7 separate regions of the Homo sapiens genome follow, and regions 2, 3, 4, 5, 6 and 7 are each linked to region 1. A link is a loop called in an ENCODE intact Hi-C map of the cell type or tissue named here. Cell type or tissue: heart right ventricle. All regions are shown on one strand.

Region 1 (4,000 bases):
TTGATTCCTGCATTACCTATGGGGAAAAAAAAAGTTTGTTAGACCAATTTAGTGAGCCAGAATTGTGATTCTGTTCAGGAAAATGTCTGCTGTATTTGTCATTGCTAGTCATTTTACAAGTGTATTTTGATGAGCTGAGTATGTACCACACTTTACGAAGGGTGCGCTTTTTCCTTTTTGCTTCTACAGGTGAAAACCTTCAACCAGGAAGCATTTTTATCATTTTAAATTCCAAAAATACTAATATTTAAGAATAATGAAATATTGAATTGCCTTTTTCTTTTCACCTTTTTTTCTGGATTAGTTGGAAACTTTATAGGAACTAGTGAAAGCTACATGATCTATTTGTGGATAGTGCTGGAAAACAAGGCTGGCTTTTTAAGTAATTAGTAGGCTGGCTGGCATTGAAAGTTTTGGGGTTTTCGTGATTTATGTAGTGATTTTTCTCCAACCATTATATGTTTACAAAATTTTACTTGCAGTTATTTTCACTCTTTTATTCACTTTCTCACTTTCAGCTCCCCTATCTCATCCTTTCTTGTTACCCAACTCTTCTTTTCTTCCCTTCATTTCTTATTTTCTGCCTGTATAAAAATATTTTTCCGGCTTTAACACAACATATTGTGTCAGTTCCAGATCTCTACAAGGGTGTTCTGAAGCCTTTATGGAGTAGGGGACTGGTGGGTCTTAGCGGTGATGGTTTGAGTTTGAGACAGCTTCGTTCACTACACTGTGCTCCTCCTGCATGAACCTAGACCTGTGTTTTAATTCAGTTCCTGACATTTTGGCATTGAAGTCTATATTTTAGCTGCCCATGCTGAATCAAGCAAGGTGCAATTAGGAGGCATTCTAAGACTAATTTTTAGAATTGAAGTGGGAAAATTTAACTGGTAAACCTTGAAAATGACCTTCCCAGAAAATCTGTGCTCATTCTCCTCAGCCTGTCTGGAATCATCTTCATCTGAGAACTCTCTCAGCTCGCTGGGTTTGGTGGCTCAGTTTTCTGACTCTGCTTCTTATCTCTCCCCGAGGAATAATGCAATGACATTCAGGAATGTTCTGCTTCCCTAGAAACATAGCTTGAAACTGTGAAGTGCTGGAGGCTAAGACTTCTTGTCATTGTTTGTTCTACGTAGGAATTTTCATTTGCTGTATTTTGAAAATTAAAAATTTAGAATCAATTTGTGATAACTGCGTACTGTAGATGGGGCACCTTAAGCTGGTTGATTTGGATCAGTGGCGCATATTTTTTTCTCAGTTGACTGAGAGCCCTAAACAGAAGCCCTGTCAAAAAATTCTCAGGAATACGTGACTGATACTAGACATAGAGATGTACGTCCTCCCTCGGCCTGCCACCCTGGAGATTGAAGTGCTAGTGTTGGTAGGAGAGGCAGCTGAGGGGGCCCAAAAATGAAATGGCACAGAACGATCGTGAGCTTTCTTTTTTCATTTGGACTTCTTGTCACTGAACTTCCCACTTTCTTCCTGGTTTCATTTTGTGGCCTGCTGTACCCTCACCCTATGTTGCTCCTGCCTTTCCAAGGGACCTCTGACTAACCTTTTCCTCTCCCTCCTCTCCTTCTCCAGCCCTCTTTTCAGTCTTTGTCATACTAGTTACTGTGCTCATTGGCAGTGGCAGCAAAACGTAGTGTAGGGTAGAAGGGAGCAAAACCAAAGCTGCGCATACTCTGAGCAGCCCTCAGGTATGTCACCTTGCTTCTGTGCAAGAAGGCCCACTTCCAAAAGTAATGACTTTTCTTTGTATCTACTTTTACGTAAATAGAGTACTTGCTGAATATAGAGCACACAGTCTGTACACTGATGAGGACTTGGGTAGCGTTTTGTTATCTCCGTGCTCACAGCCACCTGGTGAGGTAGACAGTCTGTTCTCTTAGAGAAAAGCGAGGCTCAGACATTAGGATGCACTGCTGTGGGTCATGCAGAACAAGAGGTGGGGCAGCACCTCTGAACCCAGCTCAGTTCCTCCTTGCCTCTTGTCTCAGAGCAAGTGAACAAGACCCTGACTTTTATATCTTCAAATGCAGGTTCATTTCCAACATTGCCTAGTTAAAAATATCCACAGGGATTTTTTTTTTCCTTACAGATTTAAGAGATAAGATCTGGTCTTTGATCTTGAGAATCTCAGAGGGGTGAAATGTACAGATGCTGCCTCCTCAGATCTGCTACCTTAGATTGGATTTAGAATAGAGTAAGCATCCAAACATACACACACACACACACACACACACACACACGCGCGCGCTCGCGTGCGCGCACTCTTCCCTTAGAAGAGCCCTTAACCCAGAATGGGGGCTTTCCCTGCAGGGTATTCCCACAACATCACCTCACAGCCCTCCTCTAGCACTGATCTGGCTGAACTCTGCAGAGCAGCTGTGGGGATAAACTGGTGTGGCACTGCCACCTAGTGACTGCCCGCCACACCGTTCTTTGCCTCTGAGGTGCCGTGCATCCGTCAGCTGGCCGCTACCCATCATGGAAAATCATAGTGGGGGCTTCTAAAAATAGAGTCTGCCAGGCCAGTGTCAACATGCTTTCTCTGCTATCAGCAGAGCCTGGCACACATCAGACATGGATTAGATTAAGTGTTTTTGAAAAAGTGGTTTTTTGGGTAAGGGAATCTTTGGGCCTGGTCGAGCATGGCTCCATCTGTCTGCTGGGGTTCCAGTTTCCTCTTGGAGGAGCTCACAGTGTGCACAGGATGCCTGGCACGCAGCAGGAGCTGAATGAATAGAGGTTGCCCCGCAATGTTTAAATATCCACTGGTCTGGAAGTTAGAAAAGGAACAGGAGGAAAGAGAAACTTGGTCAGAAATGCTAGTCCTGGTTAAAACATTGTTCTGGATTTTGATATTTTTTGATTTCCCAGAAAGTATCAGGGGCTTGAGAATATAATTCTCTTCAGGCGTTTTTGCCAAATTCCAAGATTTTCCAGTTTCACTACTTTCCAGATGTGTTGATATGAAGCCAGCTCCAGATTGTCTGATGGCCATTACTAGAGTCCCAGCTGCCCTGAAACTCTAGGCCAGTGGTTCAGAACAGGAGTAATACCGCCCCCAGGGGAATTATGGAAATTAGTGGAGAATTTTTTTTCTTGTTGCTGCCTTGGGCCAGGGATGCTGTGTATCTGTTACGCATTTAACAAAACACTGTTCTACATCCCACTTGACTTCAGATTGACCTACTGGATATTACATATAACAAAAACCTGTTTATAATTTTCTTAGCTTAGACCTAAATTCATTTTAAATAAGGACATAAAATAGTTTTGCTCAGTAGTAATCAACATTTAATTTTCAAATAATGTAATTTTCTAATAATATATAAATTGGGGGAAATTATTAGTGATACCGTCTGTGTTCTTATAGGTTTTTAACATAGTAGTGAAAGTTATATAGGTGTAAGATTTGAGACTTTTAACTTATTGACAGATAAGTCATTGCTGAAGTCACTTATTCCAATATGACATGTAAATGCATAGTGAATAATAGAGTTAGAAAACAAAACCTCTTTGTCCTCTCAGGGAAACACGATAAATGTAATTCTTCAAGTTTGAAAATTTGTGGATGTTCTATCATTCCCTTTTCCATTGGGACATCGAACTTTATTTTAAAGTAAGCTTATGCTCTTAGAACATAGCCGCTGATGGTCTGGAGACAAAAAAGTAAGTTGTCTATATCCCAAGTGTGAATGAAACTGTCATTAGCCAAGGTTAATGCATGAAAAGAAACCGGACATTTTACAGAACCATGCCCCGCCAAACATACGCACACACACACAGGGAGAGAGAAAAGGGGTTAGCTTTGACATTTTTCTCAATGAAAAGAAGAGAGGAAGACATTCCAAATGTGCAAAATTAAAGGAGCAAAAGAAAATCAAGGTGAAAATACTCACTTTGGCATTTTAGAGTCAATAAAGAATTATATAATTTATAAAAATTCAAGGCTGGAGGCGGTGGCTCAAGCCTGTAATCCCAGCACTTT
Region 2 (4,000 bases), 88 kb before region 1:
TCCTCCTGTGTACCCCCTTGAAGAGAAGTGAGAACTCCATGCAACATTGCCATAAATCTCAGTAGGCAATTTCTGAGATGATTATTTCTACATGATTTCTACATGATTAATAGCACTGCAACTAATCCCATATTACAGCATAGAGATATACATGGCAAAAGATACATTTTTGCCTATTATTTTGGTTTTGGAGCCTCTGTTGAAGCCGTGAATTTGCTATTTGACAAAGTCAGTTTGACACAAGGGATGCAGCCATTATTTTTCTTATGACAGTTTAGTAACTGTAGAACCTTATATCTAATTTAATGCTGGCAACAACTATTATGATATTTCAGGGGTGGAGGCTATGTAATCTTTTATCTAAATTTATGAACGGCTAATAAAAATATTTATTAATTTACCATAATGTTCCTTTGAAGTATTTAGATTTGTAAGGATGAATCAAACATTTTCACTCAATCGCTACGTATAGCAACTGGAAAGCTACATAATTTGTTGAAAAGCGTCCTAATACATGTTTGATGGATTTTCCGCATGAGTTGAATTTCTTTTTCAGACCAGGTTAGTAACTTTTCATAGGGAAACTTTCATTTTAATTCAAATTACTTCGCAGGATTGTTTTGAATACTCATGCTTTCCACACAATTTATGCAGTATCTACTCAGCTGCCCCGAAGACTCAATTAGCTTCGTGATTCTAAAGAAGTTTTATTGAATTGCTATTTTGAAGATACAGAACAAAAATAGTAATAGATGATAAAAACAAAATGCTGTCTCTGATTGTTAGCCACTAAATTATATTCTTGACCAAGACCATTGAGAAATTCAATTCCGGACAGTATTAATTAGCTCAAGTCCAGGGCTACGGGACTAAAAGCAGCTGTGCACCCCCCACCCCTTTTTTTCTGCTGAATGTTTATTTGCACACACAAAAAATTAAAATTAACATGTGTCCAAAGAACATCATAAAATGAATTATTCATTCCATGGCATTGAAAGCGCACACACGCACACTCTGAAAAGCAGATACCAGGTAAGCAACTTTAGGGCAGCTGCCGAGTAGAATATCAAGAAATTGGATCCAGCTGAGAATTCCAATTACCTAATGACCTAATGAGGGTGATCCGCTTTCACTCTAATTGCTAGGTCTAACTCGTTGTAATAGTCTTTATCATGAAAAGCAGGCTTTAAAATAATTTAAAATGGAAACAAATATTCAACGGGCCAATTTCTTTCACCTTCTTTAGGGGGAGACGGGAATTTGAATTCACAAAGAAATGCAAATGTAAAGACTTAAGATGGAGCAGAAACAAAGAACATAAGGATCACCTAGTGCATTGTGTTGGTACATCTCTTAGAAGAAGACAGCACAGGGAATTTGTGAGACACCAAATGCAATTTTTGTTAGTTTATTAGAGAGTAAATAAATAAATAATGATACCGAACTCCAACAAAACTCCAGCACTGTCCGTGGGCAGCGACTATTCAGCCCAAGCTATCATTCTTAATTTCCCTGCCAGGCTGCGACTACCGGGGTGAATCAGCCCGCGCCAGGCCCCTTTCCCACCCGCCGCTGCAGTTAGGACTTGGCAAAGATGCTCGATATTTGCGTATTTGTGACCGGTCTTTGCTTTGTGTCTGCGCTGCAGGTGAGGAGGAGGAAGAGAAGCAGAAGAGCAGCTGGAGGCCGGCGGTGGCTGAGCAGCCCCCACACCTTTGAGCGAGCCGCCTGCCTCTCCACCGGCAAGGAAGCCCTGGGACCTCCGGATTCGGGCTGCCGGAGGGCCTGAGCGCCAGAGCCCAGGACCCGGCGGCCGGGGGCGCCATCCCCTCATGTTCTGGAGAAGGCGCAAATGTGAGCTGGCGGTAGCGGGGAAAGCCCTCCGCCCCCGCCAGGGGGGACCCGGGAAGCCCGGCCGGCTCTGTCGGCAGACTGCGGGGATCCCCTCCTCCGGCCCCGCCCCCACCCACCCCCGGCCGGGGTGCCGAGGCGGTTAACCCTACCCGCGCCGCAGCGCACTTGGGCTAGAGCGCCGCGCACCCAATCCAGATTCCAGAGCCTGCCGGCTGGGAAAGATCCGGTCTCGGGGTCGGCTATGATCCCGCAGCGGCCAAGGCAGGGCTCAGGCCCCGGGATTCTCCCCACACGCTGCTGCACTGGCGCAGCCGGTCGCCAAACTTTTTCTCCCCAAAGCCAGTGCCCCCGCAGTTACTTGGCGGGCAGCCGGCAGCCCACTCTCGGCGGGATGATCTGGGAGAAGCGGGCGTGGGACGAGGGGGCTGCTGTTTTGCAGCCCTGCGAGGCGTGCAGTCGGAGAAGTGGTCGGGGTTCCACACCGTCCCTGAGCCTGCCCCCGGCCAAGGTGGCCCGACGTGCTGCAGTGGCTGGCGCAGGTGATCCGGGCAGCGCGTCCGGCACTAGTCAAGGGGGCAGCGGCACGGGAGGGAGGGGCGCCTTTCTCTTTTCTCCTCCCCCTGCAGCCCAGCTGCACTGCGTGGGGGCTCTCCATCTCCACGCAATCAGCAGGCGGAATCCCTGCCCTGGAGCGCCCTGGCTCTGGACTGCACCCCCCTAGGGTTTGTCCTGCAGATTCCCCTCCCCATCTTTCTCTGCCACACACGCTTCCCTAAGCCGCGCGCGCCGCAAACTCAGTCTCGGTCCCCGCAGGTGATGTCATGCCCATTGTTTTGGTGCGCCCAACCAATCGGACTCGCCGCCTGGATTCTACCGGAGCCGGCATGGGCCCTTCCTCGCACCAGCAGCAGGAGTCCCCGCTCCCGACCATAACGCATTGCGCAGGGTGCACCACCGCTTGGTCTCCCTGCAGCTTTAACAGCCCTGACATGGAAACCCCATTGCAGTTCCAGCGCGGCTTCTTCCCAGAGCAGCCGCCGCCGCCGCCGCGCTCCTCACACCTGCATTGCCAGCAGCAGCAACAGAGCCAGGACAAGCCGTGCCCGCCCTTCGCGCCCCTCCCGCACCCTCACCACCACCCGCACCTCGCGCACCAGCAGCCGGCCAGCGGCGGCAGCAGCCCATGCCTCCGGTGCAACAGCTGCGCCTCCTCCGGTGCCCCGGCGGCGGGGGCGGGAGATAACCTGTCCCTGCTGCTCCGCACCTCCTCGCCCGGCGGCGCCTTCCGGACCCGCACCTCCTCGCCGCTGTCGGGCTCGTCCTGCTGCTGCTGCTGCTGCTCGTCGCGCCGGGGCAGCCAGCTCAATGTGAGCGAGCTGACGCCGTCCAGCCATGCCAGTGCGCTCCGGCAGCAGTACGCGCAGCAGTCCGCGCAGCAGTCGGCGTCCGCCTCCCAGTACCACCAGTGCCACAGCCTGCAGCCCGCCGCCAGCCCCACGGGCAGCCTCGGCAGTCTGGGCTCCGGGCCCCCGCTCTCGCACCACCACCACCACCCGCACCCGGCGCACCACCAGCACCACCAGCCCCAGGCGCGCCGCGAGAGCAACCCCTTCACCGAAATAGCCATGAGCAGCTGCAGGTACAACGGGGGCGTCATGCGGCCGCTCAGCAACTTGAGCGCGTCCCGCCGGAACCTGCACGAGATGGACTCAGAGGCGCAGCCCCTGCAGCCCCCCGCGTCTGTCGGAGGAGGTGGCGGCGCGTCCTCCCCGTCTGCAGCCGCTGCCGCCGCCGCCGCTGTTTCGTCCTCAGCCCCCGAGATCGTGGTGTCTAAGCCCGAGCACAACAACTCCAACAACCTGGCGCTCTATGGAACCGGCGGCGGAGGCAGCACTGGAGGAGGCGGCGGCGGTGGCGGGAGCGGGCACGGCAGCAGCAGTGGCACCAAGTCCAGCAAAAAGAAAAACCAGAACATCGGCTACAAGCTGGGCCACCGGCGCGCCCTGTTCGAAAAGCGCAAGCGGCTCAGCGACTACGCGCTCATCTTCGGCATGTTCGGCATCGTGGTCATGGTCATCGAGACCGAGCTGTCGTGGGGCGCCTACGACAAGGTACAGGCTTGAACCCCAGCCCACGCTACCGGAGT
Region 3 (4,000 bases), 140 kb before region 1:
TTAGACTAAGCTCTGCCCACTGGAAGAATTTCCCTTCATTACTGTTCTTTAGGGCTACTCCTGGTGGGAGGGATATAGACAGTAGCAACCTATTTTCAGCTAGAGCCAACATAGCGGGCCAACCCATCTGGGAAACAGGTTTGAGGTTTTTTTCCTCCATCAGCTGGCTATAAGACAGTTTTTACGAGGCCATAGTTGTAAATTATTGGAGGAGAGTTGGTGCAAAAAAGGTAGGTGTCATGGGAGTCTGGGCCATCTTATCATGCAACTTCTTTAGGCCTTTTGGCCCCACTCAGACTAAATGTGAATGTACCATTTTTGCAGTGCAGTTGATTGCTACTGAGCCTACCCACCCTTATGATTTGGCGAATCTTATAATATCCAGCTCATGATGGGAACTTGGATCACACAGTCACTTGATGGTCCATCATCAAGTGCTTCATCTTGACCAGGGCAGACTAGCGTGCTGGAAGCTGTTTATCAAATGGCAAGTAGTTCTCTGCCTCAAAAGGTGTGGCCTTACTCCAGAATCCTAAGGGTCTGTGCTGCAATTCTCTTCTGGGGCTGAGACTCCACATAGCATCCTTAGCCCTAATAGTAGAACTCTTGCCAGAATGGCAGACAGCTTGTACCATAACCTGAACCTGAAGCAGAACCCCTTCTTCCATGGAACCCCCTCAAAATTGAGAACTTTTCAAGTCTTCAGAAAGATAGGTCAGAGAGATTTTCCCAAGTAGTGTACATGTTACCTTCAAAATCCAATGATATCTACCAAGTGCTGTGCTTGCTTTTGAGTGTTAAGGGTTTTGAGTTGCAACACTTTGTCTTCTGCCTTGGAGAGGATGACTCTGCCTGCCATTTGACCACTGGGCCTCTAAAGTATTTGCCAAAATAACAGATTGCTGATTTTTTTTAAGATTATATCAGTCAGCGTCTAATCGCAAGATGGAAACCACACAATAATTTGAACAGGGAAAGTTTAATATTAGAAATTCTTAACTATAATAGGAGACTATAAAGATTTAAACAGAACTCTAGAGGATAGCCTAACGTTGAAGGAAAATATGCAAGGGAAAAATAATCGTGTTTGGTAGGGGCAGGGGGTAGTCTCCTCAGCAAGGCTGGGATTCAAATTCTCAGAAAAGGTGCAGTTAGTTGCAGCTTCCTGGATGGTAAAGAAATTCACTGGTTTGCCTAGGCCAGAGATGGCCTACGATCTCTGAACAAACAGGAGATACCTCTCTGGAATGCAGGCAGGCCAAGGCAGGCTGGTGGGTGGGCTCACATAGAGTGTTAGGCTCAGGAGCCTGCTTAACATGGAGTGGGGGTTCCTTCCTTGGGATGTATGTTATCTCTGTGTTGGGGTACCAAGAGAAATAAACCTCCAGGCTGTGGATGGGTCAAGGGAGTCAGGGCATCAGGAGCTTGCTCACCTTCAGGGTAGCACAGAGCCTGAGGATCTGTATATACATCCAGAGGGCCTCAGCCAGATGGTCTCTGGGCCACGGCTAGGGCTGAGGCTGCAAGTTCCCAAAGGGATTGTGGGTACTGGGGGTGCTGCTATGGCAAGGCACTGCTGGATGTCCACACATACATACACACACACTCTCTTCTGCTAGTTGCACAGTAGGAACAAAAAGAAGCAAAACAGCAGCACAACTGGACCAGGAAGAGAAACCCCTTTCTCCTGAAATGTCCCTCCAGTGCCCTCTATTGACAAAGATTAACATGCTCACTGCAAAGGAGAGATTCTTAAATGTTTCCAGTCCACTACCAGAAAATAGGTTTATAGGTCTAAAAGGGCAGATAAAGCAATATACTTGTAAGTGACAGAGGGATTAAACACTACCCTGTGGCATGCATATTTTTTATTAGGGTAATTTTTGTTTTCTGATCATCAGGTCTAATAACATGATGTCATCAACTGTAGTGAAACAGCATAATATTCTTTGGTATGTCAAGGTGATCAAGGTTTCTATAGATTGCATTATGACAGAGAGAAGTAGAGTTGTCATAGCCCTGGAGCAACACTGTGAATTTGAACTGGTATCTTTACTGCATAAAAGCAAACTGCTTTTGATTTCCTTTACTGATGGTGATTAAGAAAGACACATTTGCCAGCTATATAGCATTCACCAGATCTGCCTGCCAAGTGCCACAGTCTATGTTGATCTCTCCAATAAGGATAGCACATTCAGCACAGCAGCTGTGACTGGGGCTACTACTTGGTTAACTTTATAGGTGCCCACTATCATGTATCATGCTGTATCTGGTTTTGCAGAGGCCAAACAGATAAATTGAATTAAAGTCCCTGGTAGTGATACTAATCTCTGCAATTCTGGAACATGACATTGTTTCTAATTTGCTATGTAATTGGAGGTGGGGTGGTTATAAGGCTCTCATTTGGCTCTTTCTACAAAAATGATTCATGCTTTACTGGTCAGAGAACAAAAGTAAGAGTTCTGCTAGATACTAATGATATGTAGCTCAATTATACTTTTAGGGACCAGGAAAATAACCACAGGATGGGTCTGAGGACCTGATGGAAATGTATTTAGGGCAGAAGTACCTTTACTACCCACCTTTCATCAGTTCACACTTAAATTTTTTTTTTTTCTTTTTTTTTTTTTTTTTTGAGACCAAGTCTCGCTCTGTCACCCAGGCTGGAGTGCAGTGGCACGATCTCAGCTCACTGCAACTTCCGCCTCCCAGATTCAAGTGACTCTTCTGCCTCAGCCTCCTGAGAAGCTGGAACTACAGGCACACACCATCATTCCCAGCTAAGTTTTTGTATTTTTTTAGTAGAGACGAGGTGTTGCCATGTTAGCCAGGCTGGTCTTGAACTCCTGACCTCAGGTGATCCACCCACCTTGGCCTCCCAAAGTGCTGGGATTACAGGTATGAGCCACTTTAATAAAGGGGCTTTAATAAAGGGGCTGTGATCATGTTTTGGTTCCCCTAGTATCAGTGTTAGACCCTGTGTTCCATAGTCCTTGCAAAGTCTATATATTATCTTTGACCCAGTGCAGTTATCTGTAAGTGGCTTTAGGTGTTTTCAAGAAAGGATAATAAGAATATTTATTTACACATTTATGGTGTCATTGGGTTATCTCAAGTTCTCCCAGCCTCCTCATCAGTCAGTGGGTTCTCAGTCTGTGAACTAACTTAGATCTGGAGACTGAATGAGGAATCCTGATTTATTGCATTGCAGCAACTGACATTATCATTCTGCTCACCAACTCCTGGTTTAAAAGAAATAAGCAACACACTAATTATGTATGTTTATATATGTATTGCTCCTAGTAATGCTAGGTCCTGTGGGTCTGATTGCTACGCCGGTCTGGCCTTCTTGCCTGTTCTGATAATTTTGTCAACCTTTCCTCTGATGCTTAAATGCCACCCACCTTACTTTTGCCATTCTAGAATCATAGCCTCATTGATACTGTAAAACCCAGTGCCATGGTCACATCTCTTATAGTAAACTGTGTCCTATAGGAGACAACTCTCACTGTGGTCTCAAAGATGTCAGTATTCTCTTACCAGTGTATTCCTGATTACCTTAATGAAAGGACAATTATCTAGACCTTTCTGGAAATAGTCAGGGGTGAGTTCTCTGATCGTATATAATAAATTCATTCTAACATTTCTACCTCCTCAAGCCATCTACCCTCAGTAATCTGCCAAGACAGTTTTAGCATCTCCACCTTATTTAATATTGGCCATCATTGAGGCCAAGCTTCAATGAACCATCCAGCAGCATATTAGGACTGGATCCATGGGTGCCTGCCAGGACTTTGAACATCAGCTTAATTCCTCCTTATACTTCCTATTCAGCTTGATTCCTCCCCATACCCCAATCAAAAATCCTCATGATCCACTCCTATACATAATCTACTCATTCCTCCTGATACACACACACATACACATATATATGTATATGTGCATATGTCAGCCAGTCCCTTTGTTGTATAAATTATTTACTCCCGAGAAGAAACTATGT
Region 4 (4,000 bases), 430 kb before region 1:
TTTTCCAACTACATATGTGTGAGAGGCCAAGTTTACTTTAGCTACTTCAATAAAAGTAGCATATTAAAACAAACTGAATGCAGAAGCAGACATAAGCATCCCAGTGCCTCCTATGAAGTTAAACATTATGTAGATTTACAAAATTGTAAAACAATGCCACTCTTCTTGCTAAATTTTTGGTTTGGGAAGTTATAGTTATTTTTATAAACACATGTTACTATGTAATGGGTTTATTGTAATTTTTTACTGAGTAATTAATGTTTTAAAAAGTCTGGTTTTAATGTTTAATATAGAAAACATGAATAAATAGAAGCCACTTAAACAAAAACTCTCTGGAGTCCTCCAATAATTTTTAAGAATGTGAAGAGATTTTGAGACCAAAATGTTTCACCATTTCAGCACACTGGTGCTCAGCCGTGATTCTAATGTGAGTCCATCTGCATATTAGAATCAGCTGAGACCTTTAAACAAGTCTCAAGCATGGGGCCTACCATCAGAAATTCTGCTTAATTGGTCTGGATTGTAGCCTGGATACAACGGCTTTAAAACTTGTTCTGATGAAGCTACTGAGTAGCCAAGATTGAGAGACACTTGAAATCACCTTTGCAAAAATTATAACAGTGAGAAAATTATAACGGTGCAAGAGATCTGATCTAACAAAGTCCATCTTGCCTTTAATCTCCAAACTGCCATTGGGCATTACTGTAAGTGGGCCAAGCTGACTATGGGATAAATTTATTTTATAGTCTAAATGATAATAACACTTCCCAAAACTAAGCCACCTTTATAAAACTAATAAAAGTCCACAAGTTTAGGATTATGAGTGGGACCTGAATCTGCTTAGAGACAGACATAGTTAAATAATTACCAGCCATTGTTCCAGAGGTCACAAGATCTATAACTTCCTCAATTACTTCCGTAATTAACAACACTATTGTGGAACCTAAGATTGGCCTTTTGAGATGCCTTTTCAGACTTTTGCATTTCTGATGACTAGATGACTTCACCCAGACCCATGACTCAAGACTCCACTGGTCCTGTGACCCCTACCCAAAAGTGCACTAGGGTCATTTTCCACACCCCTATGGCTACATCCCCAAGCAATCAGCAGCATTCATTCTGTAATCCCCTGCTTGCCAAACTATCTTTAAAACACCCTGTCCTCTGAATTTTCAGGGAGGCTGATTTGAGTAATAATAAAACTCTGGTCTCTTGTTTAGCTGGATCTGCATGTATTAAGCTCTTTAATGCAATTTCCCTGTCTTGATAAATTGGCTGTATCTGGGTAGGGGGCAAGATGAATCTGTCAGATGGTTACACAGTGACAGGGCTTGCATGCCAAATAATCACCTTAGGCATAAATACCTACATATTCACTAGAACACATTCCCAGCATCTCTGTGTCAGAGTATATCAATGGATGATAGCCTCTTTCCTATATGTTGGAAACTCTTGTTTTCTATTGTTCCTGAATAGGTATGTATTTTGTTTTTCTCCATTCTCCTTTACTTGGGGTGGTGTTTTTATAGACCATTCCACTTGTTTGCACTTTTTCCATTTATTTATATGTGCATTTATTTCACAAATACTTTAAAATGGGCTCTTTCTTTGGTCTGTTAACTAATAAAAGATATCTAAGAAGGTGCTTACAGGAACTGGAAGTTAACTTGGTTGTGTTGAGAAGCCTTATAGGAGGAGCTTTGACTAGAATAAAGGTTATTTATCCTGGAAGAATGGTAAATTCAGAGTACAGGAAAAATGACCAAGTTCTGTGCAGTGGCTAAGAATGGTTCATTTAAAGTTCTTATTCATCATAGATTTTGCCTAGGCTCTTAATGGCTACCTGAATTAGCATTCTAGTGTCTATCCTTTTTTCTGAAATGTGCTTTGGACACACTAACTTCTGTTTATTCAAAACATCTGCCATATGATGTCACTTCTGATATTTAGCTACCAACCAGACCAAGAGTAATACTATTCCTGCAAACACAGGTCTTGTTTCTCGATGAACAGCGCAGTTTTCCTTTCATCTTCAAAATTCCCAGAGCAAGGCTGGAGGAAGAGTGTTGCCTATGGCTCAGTCCTTTGTGATGTCTTGTACTGGCCACCAAGTGTCACTCTTGTTCTTTTTGCTATTGAAAAAATGTTCTTATAGACAAAGGGACACTGGGTCTCTGTTCCGGTTCTGTTATATAGCTTCTAGTTCCAGCTGGAGGCTTTTGCATTTTAGCCAGCTTTCTTGTGTGACACCGCTTTAGCAGCTTATAGCTGGTTGCTTGGATCCTGCTGTTTGGGTTAATGACATGAAGAAGAAAGAGCAATAGCACACTGATATGATGGATTTGAGTCTTTGTGCCCCACTCACCTGGTTGAGCTGGGTTGCCCAGCTTACTTCTTGTCTTGAAGAAATCACTTTGACAACTCTGTCTGCAAGTGATCATTCAGAGTAAATCACTATGGATTCCTGTTGATAGAAACAGAATGCTGGTTATTTATAACAGCAGAACCATATAATTTCAAAGGGGTAAAAAATGATTGTGAACTCAATTTTCTTATCAGTATAAGGCCAATTACAAAGCAAAATATAGAACATACTATTGAGAAATGAATGTATTGTCATAAGGAAACACATTTTCCCAGAATCTCAATAACAAGACCCTGCAGTGTGTAGCATTTCAGTTCTTCTTTTAAGTTTTAGCTTACAGATTTTGTTTAGCGGAAGGGGAGGGGGCATTGAGGGGGGAGTCAATGAAATTTGATGTTAATAAAACAGTTAATGTCCATGCAAATGCTAACTTGATATTCATCTGGGCCTGTTGGTGGGAATATGCTGTTGATGAACATGTGTACCAATTTTTCTAGAATGTGCCTTCCTAGTTCCATGGTCAGTAGATAGAAAGTGATATTTTGAGCCCCCAGTAACAAGTTAATCACACTGTAGTTTTTCACATCTATTCTCTGACATTCTGAAATTCATAAAGCAGGGTTGGAAGCCTCAGTATTGGATCTAATTTAATTTAACTTAATATAATCCAGGGCTGAGACTCAGTGATTAGATTTTGTGCTTACAACAATTCTGGTTCCTTAAAAGTTTATCTTTAGTGGAACAGGCTGGGATGAGTAAATTGGAAACTAAGAGTCTAGATAAAAGTAGGAAACTGGACTTATTGATGTTGCTTCCCCCAAATCCTACTCAATGTGCATTAATTGTTGATATATACACAGGCTCTTCTGGGTGCCACATGTGTCATGAAATGAACTTGGACTTTTGATTTTGATGGCTTTGGGATTTAACTTCTGGTTCTGGCACATATTAACCATATGACCTGGAGCAAGTAACTTTACCATTCCAAGTCTTAGATTCTGTAGCTCTAAAATGAGGAATAATAGCATTAATTTTCCAGGGTTATAATTTTTAAAATAATATATAAAGGGTGTTGGGTGCATAATAGGCACTCAATAAAAAGTATAAACAACTGCATGATGAAAAATGCTCTTTAGATTCTCTTCCGAAGTTTCCAAGAGCTGTATCCCCACCAAATAATAGTGAAAACAAAAAATGTTAAACTGTCTTGTTGTATAACTATTCTGTAGTCATTCAGTGAAATGAAAAAAGGTGGCTGTCCCCAAACAATAGTTGTTAGTTGATATACTAGCTTTCTATTGCAGCTGTAACAAATTATCACAAACTTAGTGGCTTAAAACACAGATTTATAGAAATTATAAGAGGATTTAAATTAAGTGGTTCCAAGAAACAGGTTATCAAACTGGCCTTTCCAGATGAAATTTGTCATACATTCAAAGGGTATGGTATAATCTCCTCATGGGGGTAAGGAGGGAAGGAACATGCAAACCATGGCCTGCTCTGGAATCATGGTTACTCGGATTATTAATAGTAGAATTGAATTAAATGAGAAGTGAAAATTAGTCACCAAAGCAACAAAGTGATTATAAAGATGATATAATCATCAGGCTTTTTATTATGGTCCTGAAGAGGCAT
Region 5 (4,000 bases), 770 kb before region 1:
GACTATAACTAGAGATTGTTTTTAAAAAGCTGGCATTGAGACATCACCAAAAGCATCCTCCTAGGTCTGCAGAAGGGATTTTGGAAATGGCATGTGATACATTAATTCTAACTTACTGCTTCCCACATACCATGGAACAATCATTTTTTTAAAGCTGAAAATATTGAATGATTATTTCTAATGTGAAATGTTTTTAAGTCATAACATGTGCATTGTGAAATGCCTATCATATGTGTTTCTTGGGCTGGTAATCTCTGGGGTGAAGATACATAAAGATGAAAGCAGAGAAAGAATGTTTGCGAGGGAGCCTGGCCCCTCATTGACTATGTTGATGTGTCTTGGCCTCTCCCACTGTTGACATTACACTTTGCTTAGGATCTGACTTCTTAACTTTTCTGCCTTACTCTGTTCTCTTTCTCTCTGGGATGCATCTTAATGCAGGTCCTTTTTCTTGAAACACACATATTTTATCCCATAGTTTATGGGAGTCACACAGTAAAAATGCTTTGTGATTACAAAAATTTTTTTCTGTTTTCTTTTACAAAAGGTACAAGCCCAGTTAAGAAGTTTAAACATGAATTATATATAGAAAAATGTGAATATTACTCATTAAAATGACAACTTCTGTACCTTTTTATTTTTGGTTTTAAATTACACCACTAATCCAAATACTGTAAGGAATAACTGGTTTATAAAAGGTGATTAAGTTAGGAGTGACAGACACTTACCTTTTAAATAAAAAAGTCAGATCCTTAATATATCACAGGGTCCTAATTTATAAGGTCATCCTCTTTTAGCAGTCTGCCCATCTCAATTGTCTCCTGGGTTTTCTTAATATTTTGAGGACACAACAATGCTATTATTTTAGGTGTGGTAGCACTGGTGGAAAAATAGGGAAGCATTTCATATTGATGATGCAATGCTTTCCTTTATCCTGACATTCTTATCTTTGAATAGGAAAGAGGTAATGTGTTCACTATGTAAATTAATTATAAGCCTTTTTTTGCTCTGTAAAAAGGGGGAATATTAAGGTTTTAGATAGTAATTGTTCTTTGACTCTGGACATGAGTCTTTGGAGAAATTCTCTTTGGTAAATGCAGTTCACTCACACGCAGTGAAAACAGCCATCAAAAGCTTTCATAAAGAGGCTGATAGTATGGAGTAATAACTACTTTGAAGGGCGTTGGGGGAATTATTCAGAGGTTCTGCAAAGTGGTTTGGAGACGAAAAGTGCAATATAAATGCTAAGTAGCCCCATATTTTTCTGGGAAGAGGTGCAGTAAATGTAATCATGGCTCTGCTCAAGCTGAGAAGCCTGATGGCCACCTCTACGCTCATATTTAATGTTGATGAAATCGCTGACACAACTTCCAACAGAGGATCTCTTTCTTCCCCCCTCACTATCATGTAAATAATTTCCACAAAAGTCAGAGCAATTCCTGCTTATGAAAGCTTTACACAATTCCCAGAATTGTGAAGGAAAAAAAAAGCAGGCATATGGTATTTATATAGTGGGTACTCAGTAAATATTTGTTTATTTTATTTTACTTTATTTTATTTTATTTTACCATTGCTTTTTAGGTGCCCTTTACACGTGTGCTTTTGAATTCCCCTAACATGATATCAGCACTAGATGGCGCTATGTTACCGTGAAGACTGCCAGGGTGGTGGTGGTGGTGGGGTGAATCTCTAATGTTGTAATTAGCCAACAATGCAGATAAGCAGAGGTTTAATTTAAGTCATTTCCCCCCTCATTATACTTTATAAGAAATCATGACCTTTTTATTTTGGAGGGGGTACAGGGACTTACTGTATTATTTTATCTCAGCATAAGCAAATTCAATTTGCTTTAATTCTCACTTTGAAGGAGAGAATGTCAGGCTGCCTCCTGCTCTGTTTCACAGTGTGTGGCATTGGTAATGAGCTCTGACAGCACTCCTCCTGCCGCTAACTGTGTCACATGAGCCGTCGGAAGGTGACTTGAGATGTGAAGAAATGAAGGTGCGTAATTGATTCTCACAATGAGAACATGCTTTCTAGTCCTTTGAAATTCCCCTAATGGGCTAAAATGTTATGTTCCTTTTCCCTCTAAAAACAGTTTGTAATGATTCAAATGGTCAATGATTTTGAAAATAATTGAACAGCTAAGCCTTAAAGTACTGTATACAAGCAAATTTTAGCAGAGGAGAGCACTGGCTTCCACTGTGACTAGAATTATCTTTGTGGGGACAGAGAATATTCCTCCCAGCCTCCCATCTTTTATAGATGTGAGGTGACATGGTGTTTTAGTGTGTTAATGCATGTTTCTATCTGTTTGGTGTTGAAAACCTTCAAAGGCGATTAACTCCCTTACAGAAGCTGAGAGGGAAGGAAATGAGTCCTTCACCAGGATATAGGCCTCTGAATGGTGGCGTTACTATAATGATATACATGCTTATGTATCTCTGTATCTCTACATACTTTAAGTCATATTTGATTAAGACAGTCTGCGGCTACTCAAAAAGAAAATTGGGAAGGAGAAATTGTAGAAAGGCAGCCGGAGAAGCTACTAAAGAGAATAGAAATAGCTTGATCCAAGAAAATGAAAGAGGCTAAGGTATAAACTAACCCTGCTGTTTCCAAACTACGTGCTGGGACACCCCAAGGTGCTGCAGCCAACTCACAGAGAGGCCCCAGGATATTTTGAGTTTTTGAAGGAAATGGAGCAGCGTCTACCAGAAACCAAGCAAATGACTTTAGAGTTTTCATACTAAATTACACTACATTCCTACAGTCCTAGGTGACATCATATTTTTGCAAAGCTAGGTTTTTGGAGGTTGATGGGATAAAAAGCAAGTAGTATGCAAAAATGAACAGGAATAGTTAACAAGGATGGCAGTGTCCAGTCTCATTCCAATGATGGAGAGGCTGTGCAGGGCCTAAGGGACACACATGCCCCATTTGTAAGTAATTGTGGTTATTTAAGACTGAAATGAAAGGTATTTTTTTCAATTTGTATTATTATTTTCAAATAGCTACTTAATTATTAGGACATACATACTTAACATTTTTGGATTTAACTACCTAATGAAAGGAATGGCTATGTAGTTTTTTTTTTTTTGGTGGTTAAAAAATTACTGAGACACTGAGGGTGCCAGGAAGTTAGAAAGTTTGAACTTCTGGGCTAACACTGTTTCTTGATGTCCTTTGAGGAGTAGACACGTTCCTGCCTCAGAGACTTGGCTCTCGCTGTCCTTCTTCTGGAATGTGCTTCCCTCAGATAACTGGTTGACTCAATTCATCACTTGCAGTAAGTCTCTGCTCTAATCTCACCTACTCCTGGGGGCCTCCACTTACCACCCTCATTCATCCTGCCCTGCCCACCCTCCCCAGAGCTCAGCTGCCTCTTCCTTTCTCTATTTCCCCTTTTGTCCATCATCCATCTCACTTTTAATATACTACATCATTTATTTATTTATTTATTTTATTTATTATTTTTGTTGTTTATTGTTTGTTCCTCTCACTAAACTATGTCACGTGGAAAAGGTTCTTTGCTTTTTTTTTAAATAGACTAGTACATTTAAAAAGTGTTTAGAATAGTGCCTGACACATAGAGCTCTTAGTAAATATTTGTTGAATGAATGAAAAGTTCTCAGTGGCATCTCAAGCCTGGTAAATACATGTTTTGTATCTATTTATTTTACAAAAATGTATATAAAAATTATACAGAATAAAATATCTTAGGAGCTCTGAGATGTTTTGTAATTCATATACTGGAAAAATAGTTAACTGAGACATTTTTGTGGTTGTTGTTATTGCTTAAATAAATCCTATGTTTTTGCTTTATAGAATGAGAGAATGAGTACATCAAAGATTGTATTCTTACTTTTCCTAGTTTCTCATTCTTTTACATAAGCCAATATGTACCTAGAGCTATATAGTCATGTGCCACATAATGATATTTTGGTTAATGACAGACCTCATATATGATGTTTGTCTCAAAAGATTATATTGGAGTTGA
Region 6 (4,000 bases), 350 kb before region 1:
AATTTCTGCAGCTGCTTGAATTTCTCCCTAGAAAATGGGTTTTTCTTTTCTGTCACATTGTCAGGATGCAGATTTTCCAAGCTTTTATGCTCTCCTTTCCTTTTAAACATAAGTTCCAATTTCAGATCATCTCTCTCAAGTTCAACGTTGAACTCTCTCAAGTTCAAGTTCTCTCTCTGCTCAAGATCTCTAGGGCAGAGGCAAACTGCCACCAGTCTCTTTACTAAAGCATAGCAAGAGTGACCTTTGATTCAGTTCCCAATGAGTTCCTCACCTCCATCTGAGACCACCTCAGCCTGGACTTCATTGTCCATCTCACTATCAGCATTTTGGTCAAAACCATTCAACAAGTCTCTAGGAAGCTCCAAACTTTCCCACATCTTCCTGTCTTCTTCTGAGCCCTCCAAACTGTTCCAGCCTCTGCCTGTTATCCAGTTCCAAAGTTGTTTTCACATTTTCACATTTTTGGGTATGTTTTTAACAGTGCCCCACTCCCAGTACCAATTTACTGTATTACTCCATTTCCATACTGCTATAAAAAACTGCCCAAGTCTGGGTAATTTATAAAAGAAAGAGGTTTAATTAACTGACAGTTCAGCATGGCAGGGGAAGTCTCAGGAAACTTACATTCCTGGCGGAAGGTGAGGGGGAAACAAGGCACCTTCTTCATAAGGTGACAGGAAGGAGAATGAATGCAGGAGGAAATACCAAACTCTTATATAACCATTGACTCTTGTGAGAACTCACTTATTATCACAAGAACAGCATGTGGAAAACCACCCCCATGATCCAATTACCTCCACCTGGTCTCTCCCTTGACAAGTGGGGATTATAGGGATTGTAATTCAAGATGAGATTTGGGTGGGGACATAAAGCCTAACCATAGTACAACCTAAAGAATTTTCCCTGTTACAGATATTCTCACCTCAGTTTATAGGTGAAAAACTGAGACTCTGTAAGGTTAAGGAACCAATCTATGTATATATAGTGTGGGAGACTTGATTAAAACCTGTTCTCATTTCAGCTAAACATTCCACCTGCCAAGTAACATGCTACTTAAGAATAAATATATTTGTTTGTTTGGGTTGTTTTTTGTTTGCTTTTTTTGTTTTGCCTTATTTATGGGTGACCTTGTTTTTGTTTCCAAAGAGAGTTTGCTGTCTGACTGTGTAACTTTCCTGCTTGCACCCTAGCAGATGGATATCTGTGTAGCTGTTTTGTGACACTCTTTACCTGCCCTGCTCCCTCAAGGCCAGATTCTGTTTTTTTCAGGTCTTCAGCACAGAATAGATTATCTGTAGAACCACACTTACCCCACCAGACCTGAGCATTTTAAATCTGAAAATTGTTGAGAAGGATCCAAGCTGAGCATCTCAGCTTATACCATTGCAGAATCTTTCGAAAGACTCTGTAGTTGTCTAGTCAGGGTAGAAGAAAGGATTCTTCTTCTTTGTTTAAACATGTGTTGGCTGGCCTTCATGTCCCTAGACAGTGTCCTGCCATTCTGGAAGACCAAATGGCAGATAATTGGGCTTAGGATTTAGGGGAAAAACTACTTCCATGCTTTGTGAACAATAAGAAAAGAAAAGGAACAAGTAAAGTGATTTTTCAAAGGTTAAATACAGTAACACCTCCTGAATTTAGCTTTGCTGGAGACAGCTGCTTCATAAGTGAATTCCGAAGAAACACTTTAAGTACCAAAACCGGTTTATAAAAACCTATTTTGACAATTATAAGATTGAAATCCTTCTAAGATCTGTTGCATACTTCCCTGCTTTGCTCTCTGAATCAGAACTCTCCTAATGTCATCTATTTGCTTGGAAACTTAGGGTCCTCATTATTGACTATTTTTTGATGACCATACAATGGAGTACTCAATGCTTTCTTATAATTCAATCCTGCTTTTATATAATATTGGTTTTCTATTATATATTTTTATATGATAATTTTCTCTATCAACTGCTTTATCTTATGGCTGTTGTTCTTTACTACTGCTTTAAATATTGTCTTATTTTATATGCAATATGCATGAGGCCTGATTCCAGCCTGTCTTCTAGAGTAGAGAGTGAAGAATATGAAGCAGCTTCTTTTCTCTAACCACATCTGTTGTTTTTGGGGTATCTTTATAACAGTGTTGTTTTAAACTACTATGTTTGTGGTAATTTCATTTACATCTGTTGTCTCTAGGTGGGCCTGGACACAGAACATCACTGTGTTTCAGGGAGAGAGAGGAAGCAGAATTTGGCTAAATAAATACCTGCTTAATAATAATAACTATCATTTTGCTGAGCACTTGTGAGGTTTCTGGCACTGTGCCTTATCTCTTTTAAACTTCCCAACAAGGCTTAGAGGAAGATTTGCCAGGCATTGTGCTAAATGTTTAATTCATATTATCTCATTTAATGCTCAGACATCCCTATGAGCCTCAGGAGAAGAAGGTAACTTGGACTTAAAACGAAGGCAGATTATAACCTCATCTCACTGGATCCTGGGAGAGATTTGGCATCACAGTGGAATTACAAATTATATCATAAAAGGTTCCATTTAACAAGGTTGCCTGGAGTCACAGAGCAAATGGCAGAACCAAGATTCAATTCTGATTGTTCCAGGGAGCATGTTTTTAAGCACCATTCAGTTGGCCTTAATTTTCTTATTTGCATTTTCTACCTTGTTTCTCTGCTTAGTACAGCAGGCTTCCTCTAGGGCTTGGCCTACCTAACTCCTTTTAGCTCGTCTTTCCTAGGATGGGACTCCTCTCCCTGCTGTAGTCTACTTGCCTTAGACATATCTCCTTGTGTCCCCCAATAATTTTTTTTGACTTCCAAATTGGACTCCATATATGCACCTGCTGTATCCTTTGTACACTGTGCTGAGAATAGTCCAGTTGTCCAGGATATTTAAGTTTACATTTATATATGCCAGTCTGTCTTTTTTCAAGCATATCAGTATTACATTTATTTAAAAACAGGCTATGTCATCTATCTGGCCTATAGAAAATGCACCTATGGATCTATAGATCCTTTGCCATACCTTGAAGTCCCCTGGGGACTGAGTCCACAGGTTGAGATCACTGTCCAGGAGCAGTGTAACTTAATGTCAGAGAGCCAGGCTCAGCAGCAGTCAAATAGATTTGTATTCAAACTGTGATTCTCCAGCTCTCTAGGTTCTGTGATATTGGCTATGAATCTCAACTACTACCCAGCATGAGTACCTTTTCCTAAGGATTATTTTAACGTTTCAGTGAGATCAGGCATTTAAACTGCTTAACACATAATATCAAGACAGCAATCTATTCGTATATGGAGGCCATGGTTTGGAGGTTAAAGACAGTTAAAACAACTATACACTAACTTTGACCATGCTACACTGGATCCCTGGCTTATTTGGTAATACAATCTCAATTTACAAGTTCTATTACATAATACAATTGAAATAAGGACTTGCACTATCTAGATAGTGAAGAGACTTGAAACCAAGCTATATACTCATGACCTGTACATCACAGAGTCATTCCATGTGGTATCATTCTCCTCTCCTGTCTCTGTCAGGCGCTATGGTGCAGAATCCAGGCCTGGATTTGAAGTTCTTACTCACCTCCCACAGATGTGGGAAATCTCACTGTAGCCCCAGGAAGGTCCCTCTCTCCCTCGTGGTACTCCTCCTGTGTTCCACTCTTTCCTGCAGACTTTCTCTTCCCTGCATAACTTCTCTTCCCCACAGGCTTCATTTCTCACTGGAAAGTCCTGGAGACTCTGCCACAGAAACCCTGGTGATCTACCATCCTAATTGACAACCATGCAAACAAAGGAAAGATGGCTCAAGGAGACAGAGTATTCATCTGTAATCTTTTAGAGGATGGCCAGAATAATAGCTACTGTAACTAAACCTACCATATCCCACTTAATCTTTCCATTACTCCAGTGGAGCAAGTTCTGCTATTACCTCCCTTATATAGATGAGACACTGAGACTCAGAGACACCAGGTAACTGGCCCAGGGTT
Region 7 (4,000 bases), 840 kb before region 1:
GTCTTTGCCTTCAGCTGTGCCTGCTTATTAGACCCTAGAAATGAGTGCTTTCCTAGCCCTGTTCCTCCAAGGGCTCTACCCTGAAGCCAGTAATTCAGTTAAGAAACTGGCAAATGAAAAATCTTACAAGTACTGAATCTTCTGTCTGTCTGTATAGCTAAATATGTGTTGTGTGTAATGTCTATAAAACAGCTCTAATTGATTGGCTCAAAGAAAAATACACATTTAAATCAAGTATTTTTTAAAGCAAATATAAAAGCTATAATGCCTTTCAGTGCAAGTGGCTTTAATGTTTAAGAAATAAAAATAATCTTAGGGATTATTGGTAAAATATAAATGTCATCAAAATGCAAATGGGTGGTCTACATCATATAAGTCTGATACTAGGTTTGATAAATGTTTCAAGACTGTAAGCTGCCTGCTTTACAATTTGGTAAGGCCTGGGGACGTACAAAATTAACCACACCCCTAACTATGCTGGAAAAAGTGACTTTATCTGTGTCTAGTACATAATCAAAACAACTTACCAGGTTTCACATTAAAGTTAAAAACTGCTAAAAGTTATCATTATAACATGTAACTTAAACCACTAAAAATAGATTTACGTATGAGGTGTGTAAAAGCAGTAAAATGTGTCTTTAGTAGAAGATTATAAGAAGGCATGGAAATGTAAATTTCACCTAGGAATAAAGGATTGTCTTAAATTAGATAAGATACATCTGAATGTTTAAGCAAGTTGTGGAAATATTGTAAAATTAATCTTGCAAAAAAATCCTGTGTGTAAACATTAACTAAATTCAAAAGGGTAATACAAAAGGGTATTATATGGTCTTTTCATAAATTGAGGATTGAAATAAAAATACAGCAAGTTTGTCTTAATAAACTAGTCTGCCTTTTAGCAGAAAGGTTATAAAAGGTTTGTAAAAATTTTACCTCATGGTCAAAATGGTTAAAATTAGATGGAATTGTCTATGAGGCTTTACCAAAAAATTTGGGTTAACGTTAATAAACTAATGCAAGGGTAAAATTTGGCTTTGAACAGGATTTTCATGTAATAGTAAAGGCTAATGAAAGGTTTTTGCCTTTTTAAAATTTTTGAGTCATCATTTTGGCAAAATAAATAAATTTATGGTAGTCTAGAATTCTATTTCATAACATCAATATTTTAAACCTGTAACATATTTACCAGGTTTTCCAAAATCAAACCTCAGTTTCAAAATTGTCTTTCGTGATACTTGGCTTTTCGGAGGCTCCAGAAGGGACCCTGGAGTGTCCAGAAAAGAGAGAAAAACAGGATTATTTAACAGGTTTAGGTATATGAGATTGCCAAAATGATGTTAAATCATCTTCAGGTTATATTTTAGTGGATAATGTTAATATATGTTCCAAAATTGTGTGAGATGTCAAAAAATTCTAATGATAAAATATGTTATATTTAATGGCAGTTATCTTTCTGGTCATCTTTAAGAATTTGGTATGTGTGTCAATCAAAAAGTTCATTGTAAATTAATTCTGAGCTAAGCAGTAAAGGGACTTATTGGAAGGATGTCAAGCCATTCACAGAATTAACGAGATTGAAGAACTAGATATTGAAATAGGCAGGGGTGTGGGAAGATGGAATTTTAGCCAAGGAAGGGTCAGGCCAGGACCTTATCCCTGGCTTTGCTGCCATTAGACACTATAGAGCTCTTCAAACACTTTTCATCCTTCCCTCTATCTTTGCACCACCCTTTCAAGAATCAAAGTCTGATTGGAGCAAATGACCAGATAAGCGGGTGCTTTTCTGGCCAAAGAAAATCAGGCAGGCCTCTTCTGCCATGTCAGGTAGAACCCTACTTCTCACCAACCCTGATACAATGCAGTAACCTCCACAATAGGAAAGGGGTTTCAATTATGGTTAGATTTTTTTTTTTAAAGACAATAGATGTGCTACAGCATTTACTGATCCCTGCTGATTATAGGATCCTTTTTCATTTGCCTAGTGATTGAAATAATGTATAAAGTGGAAGTTGTTAAACTGTGGCCCATGCATATGATTCAAGGGTCATATATTGTCTAAAATTGTGTGCAGAAATTTGAGGTATATGCATTTCGCATTTTTGGCGGTGGGAGGGTCCATAACTTCTCCAAGAGGTCTACAATCTACAAAAAATTGAGAAATACTCTCTGGAAAGTTCTATATAATTGCTTTCTCCTTTTGAAAGTTCACTCATTTGTCTGCATTAATTGTCACTAGTATTACTACCTTTTATCCGCTAGATGGTGATATTGTACGTGTTTTCATGCACCAATCATAAGCTTCATTGATATGAATTGAAATAGCTCAGTGGTTTAAACGAAACCTCTTCAAAACCATTTGAGGGAAGGAAGGAATTTTAGAAACTGCATATTCCTTCTCCTTGTCTTACACATGAGGAACTGCGTTCCCAAAAGTTTAAGAGAGAGCCTTGACTGGAAAAAAAACCCCTTTGAAAAAATGGAAAGGATGCCCTGAGGGGAAGGAGCACCTGGAGTCTGGGCTCTCCTCTTTCAACCCCAAATCACTTTAGGATGCACCTCTGGCTAGCTGAGAGACTGGGGGTGGTGCTGGTTGTGGACTTTAGATGCCTTTGGCTCTGAGACACATATATTTCAGTTAAAACTGACCATGACTGAAAATCTGATCCTTCTCTTGGGATCCTGATAATGCTAAAGAGAGCTTTACTTAGGGAAGAGTTTGCAAAGAAAGCCGCTTTTCTCTGACATAAGCCTCCCCTCTCCCCTTTCCTGGTTAGCTTTAGACATTTCTTAAGTGCAGTATGTTATTTTGAGGGCCAAAGGTAACCCTATATAGATGTACGTATTATGATAACAGGAATGAGTGACTGAGGCAAAAGTCTTGTTATCAATGGTGAATATCACAGTTACTGTTGGATAATCTGTGTGGGTCTGCAGCAGCCTCAGTTCTTGACTCCTCAGAAGAAAGAATTCAACTAAGGGGCATAAGGCAGAAGAAAAGACCAAGGCAAGTTTCAGAGCAGGAATGAAAAGAAAGTAAAGTACACTTGGAAGAGGGTCAAGTGGGAATGTTGGAGGTAAAGTGCCCTGTTTGACCTTGGACTTAGGGTTTTATATGCTGCCAGTGTCTTGCCTCCCTTTTACCTTGATTCTTCCCTTGGGGTGAGCTGCCCACATGTGTGGTGCTGCTAGCACTTGGGAGGTGAGTATGTGCAGTATGTTTACTGGAGTTGTAAGCATGCTCACCTGATGCAGTCTTCCGTTTTCCAGAGGAATGCCCCCAGAAAGTCATATACCAGTTAATTTGCACCATTTTGCCTCTTAATGCATATGTTTGAGCCCACTCACCCAATTCCTGAGATCTTATTGGGAAGCTGCTGATCTCCAGTTTCAGTTGTTTTTATCTAATGGGAAACTGCCTTTCTCTGGCAGAGGCTGTGACCAATTATCATTTTGGAGAGGCCATGTGACAAACTGCCTGACCATCACCTGATGGTTGCCTGGCATTCCTGGTGGTGGTTAGGGGAGCCCTCTCTTGCCCTGCTCGTGCCTCATGGCTGTGTCCCCACCCAGATTTCATCTTGAATTCCCACGTGTTGTGGGAGAGACCAGGTGGGAGGTAATTGAATCATGGGGGCAAATCTTTCCCATGCTGTTCCTGTGATAGTGAGTAAGTCTCACGAGATCTGATGGTTTTAAAAAGAGGTATTCTCCTGCACACGCTCCCTCATTTTTTGCCTGCTGCCATCCAGTTAAGATATGACTTGCTCCTCCTTGCCTTCTGCCATGATGTGAGGCTTCCCTAGCCACATGGAACTGTAAGTCCAATTAAACCTTTTTCTTTTGTAAATTGCTCAGTCTCAGGTATGTCTTTACCAGCACCATGAAAACGAACTAATACACCTGACTAGCTACCTACTGTAACAGTCTCAACTATCTAGATTTATTAAGCCAGCTTTAGGGTATTCTGCGAAAAAATAAGCCATAGACATATGTTCTTCTC

What was found. Hi-C counts contacts between places; a loop is a spot of excess contacts. Peaks named below come from ENCODE experiments on the same cell type or tissue, not always from the same donor. Only the 100,000 strongest peaks of a DNase experiment are listed, where the experiment ranks them.
Region 2: it touches region 1 in a loop (4-fold over the local background); 35 of 110 quality-filtered maps call a loop at or near these places.
Region 3: a loop joins it to region 1, with 4 times the contacts of the local background. A loop is called at or near these places in 14 of 110 quality-filtered maps.
Region 4: it touches region 1 in a loop (11-fold over the local background); 37 of 110 quality-filtered maps call a loop at or near these places.
Region 5: a loop joins it to region 1, with 10 times the contacts of the local background. A loop is called at or near these places in 69 of 110 quality-filtered maps.
Region 6: it touches region 1 in a loop (2.8-fold over the local background); 51 of 110 quality-filtered maps call a loop at or near these places.
Region 7: it touches region 1 in a loop (19-fold over the local background); 56 of 110 quality-filtered maps call a loop at or near these places.

The regions. Positions count from the first base shown.
Region 1 is chr5:114,447,655-114,451,654 of GRCh38, forward strand. The region is part of intron 3 of KCNN2 (potassium calcium-activated channel subfamily N member 2); the gene reads left to right. It overlaps LOC101927078 (a long non-coding RNA gene), which reads right to left. Exons shown (of 13, transcript NR_130785.1): 12 at 909-1,149; 13 at 1-16. Among named protein-coding and RNA genes, the nearest start is that of KCNN2, 88 kb to the left of the region's middle. RefSeq lists an enhancer at 2,165-2,234. In heart right ventricle, CTCF peaks have their summits at 2,422 (motif pointing left) and 2,621; DNase peaks (open chromatin) are centred at 2,427 and 3,028; H3K27ac peaks cover 436 bases.
Region 2 is chr5:114,359,297-114,363,296 of GRCh38, forward strand. KCNN2 (potassium calcium-activated channel subfamily N member 2) reads left to right here and starts at 2,774. Exons shown (of 8, transcript NM_021614.4): 1 at 2,774-3,965. The coding sequence starts at 2,844. RefSeq lists an enhancer at 887-1,803 and a silencer at 1,842-2,051. In heart right ventricle, a CTCF peak has its summit at 1,810; a DNase peak (open chromatin) is centred at 2,735; H3K4me3 peaks cover 2,790 bases; H3K27ac peaks cover 2,317 bases; H3K27me3 peaks cover 1,653 bases.
Region 3 is chr5:114,304,084-114,308,083 of GRCh38, forward strand. It overlaps a transcript of KCNN2 not described here. Among named protein-coding and RNA genes, the nearest start is that of KCNN2, 56 kb to the right of the region's middle. RefSeq lists an enhancer at 3,707-4,000. In heart right ventricle, a CTCF peak has its summit at 1,712 (motif pointing left); no DNase peak of the experiment used is centred here.
Region 4 is chr5:114,016,216-114,020,215 of GRCh38, forward strand. No RefSeq gene overlaps it. Among named protein-coding and RNA genes, the nearest start is that of KCNN2, 340 kb to the right of the region's middle. In heart right ventricle, a CTCF peak has its summit at 2,122; no DNase peak of the experiment used is centred here.
Region 5 is chr5:113,677,484-113,681,483 of GRCh38, forward strand. The region is part of intron 1 of LOC107986441 (a long non-coding RNA gene); the gene reads left to right. Among named protein-coding and RNA genes, the nearest start is that of YTHDC2, 170 kb to the left of the region's middle. In heart right ventricle, CTCF peaks have their summits at 1,624 (motif pointing right) and 1,826; no DNase peak of the experiment used is centred here.
Region 6 is chr5:114,093,001-114,097,000 of GRCh38, forward strand. It overlaps a transcript of KCNN2 not described here. Among named protein-coding and RNA genes, the nearest start is that of KCNN2, 270 kb to the right of the region's middle. In heart right ventricle, no CTCF peak of the experiment used is centred here; no DNase peak of the experiment used is centred here.
Region 7 is chr5:113,609,915-113,613,914 of GRCh38, forward strand. No RefSeq gene overlaps it. Among named protein-coding and RNA genes, the nearest start is that of YTHDC2, 98 kb to the left of the region's middle. In heart right ventricle, a CTCF peak has its summit at 2,252 (motif pointing right); no DNase peak of the experiment used is centred here.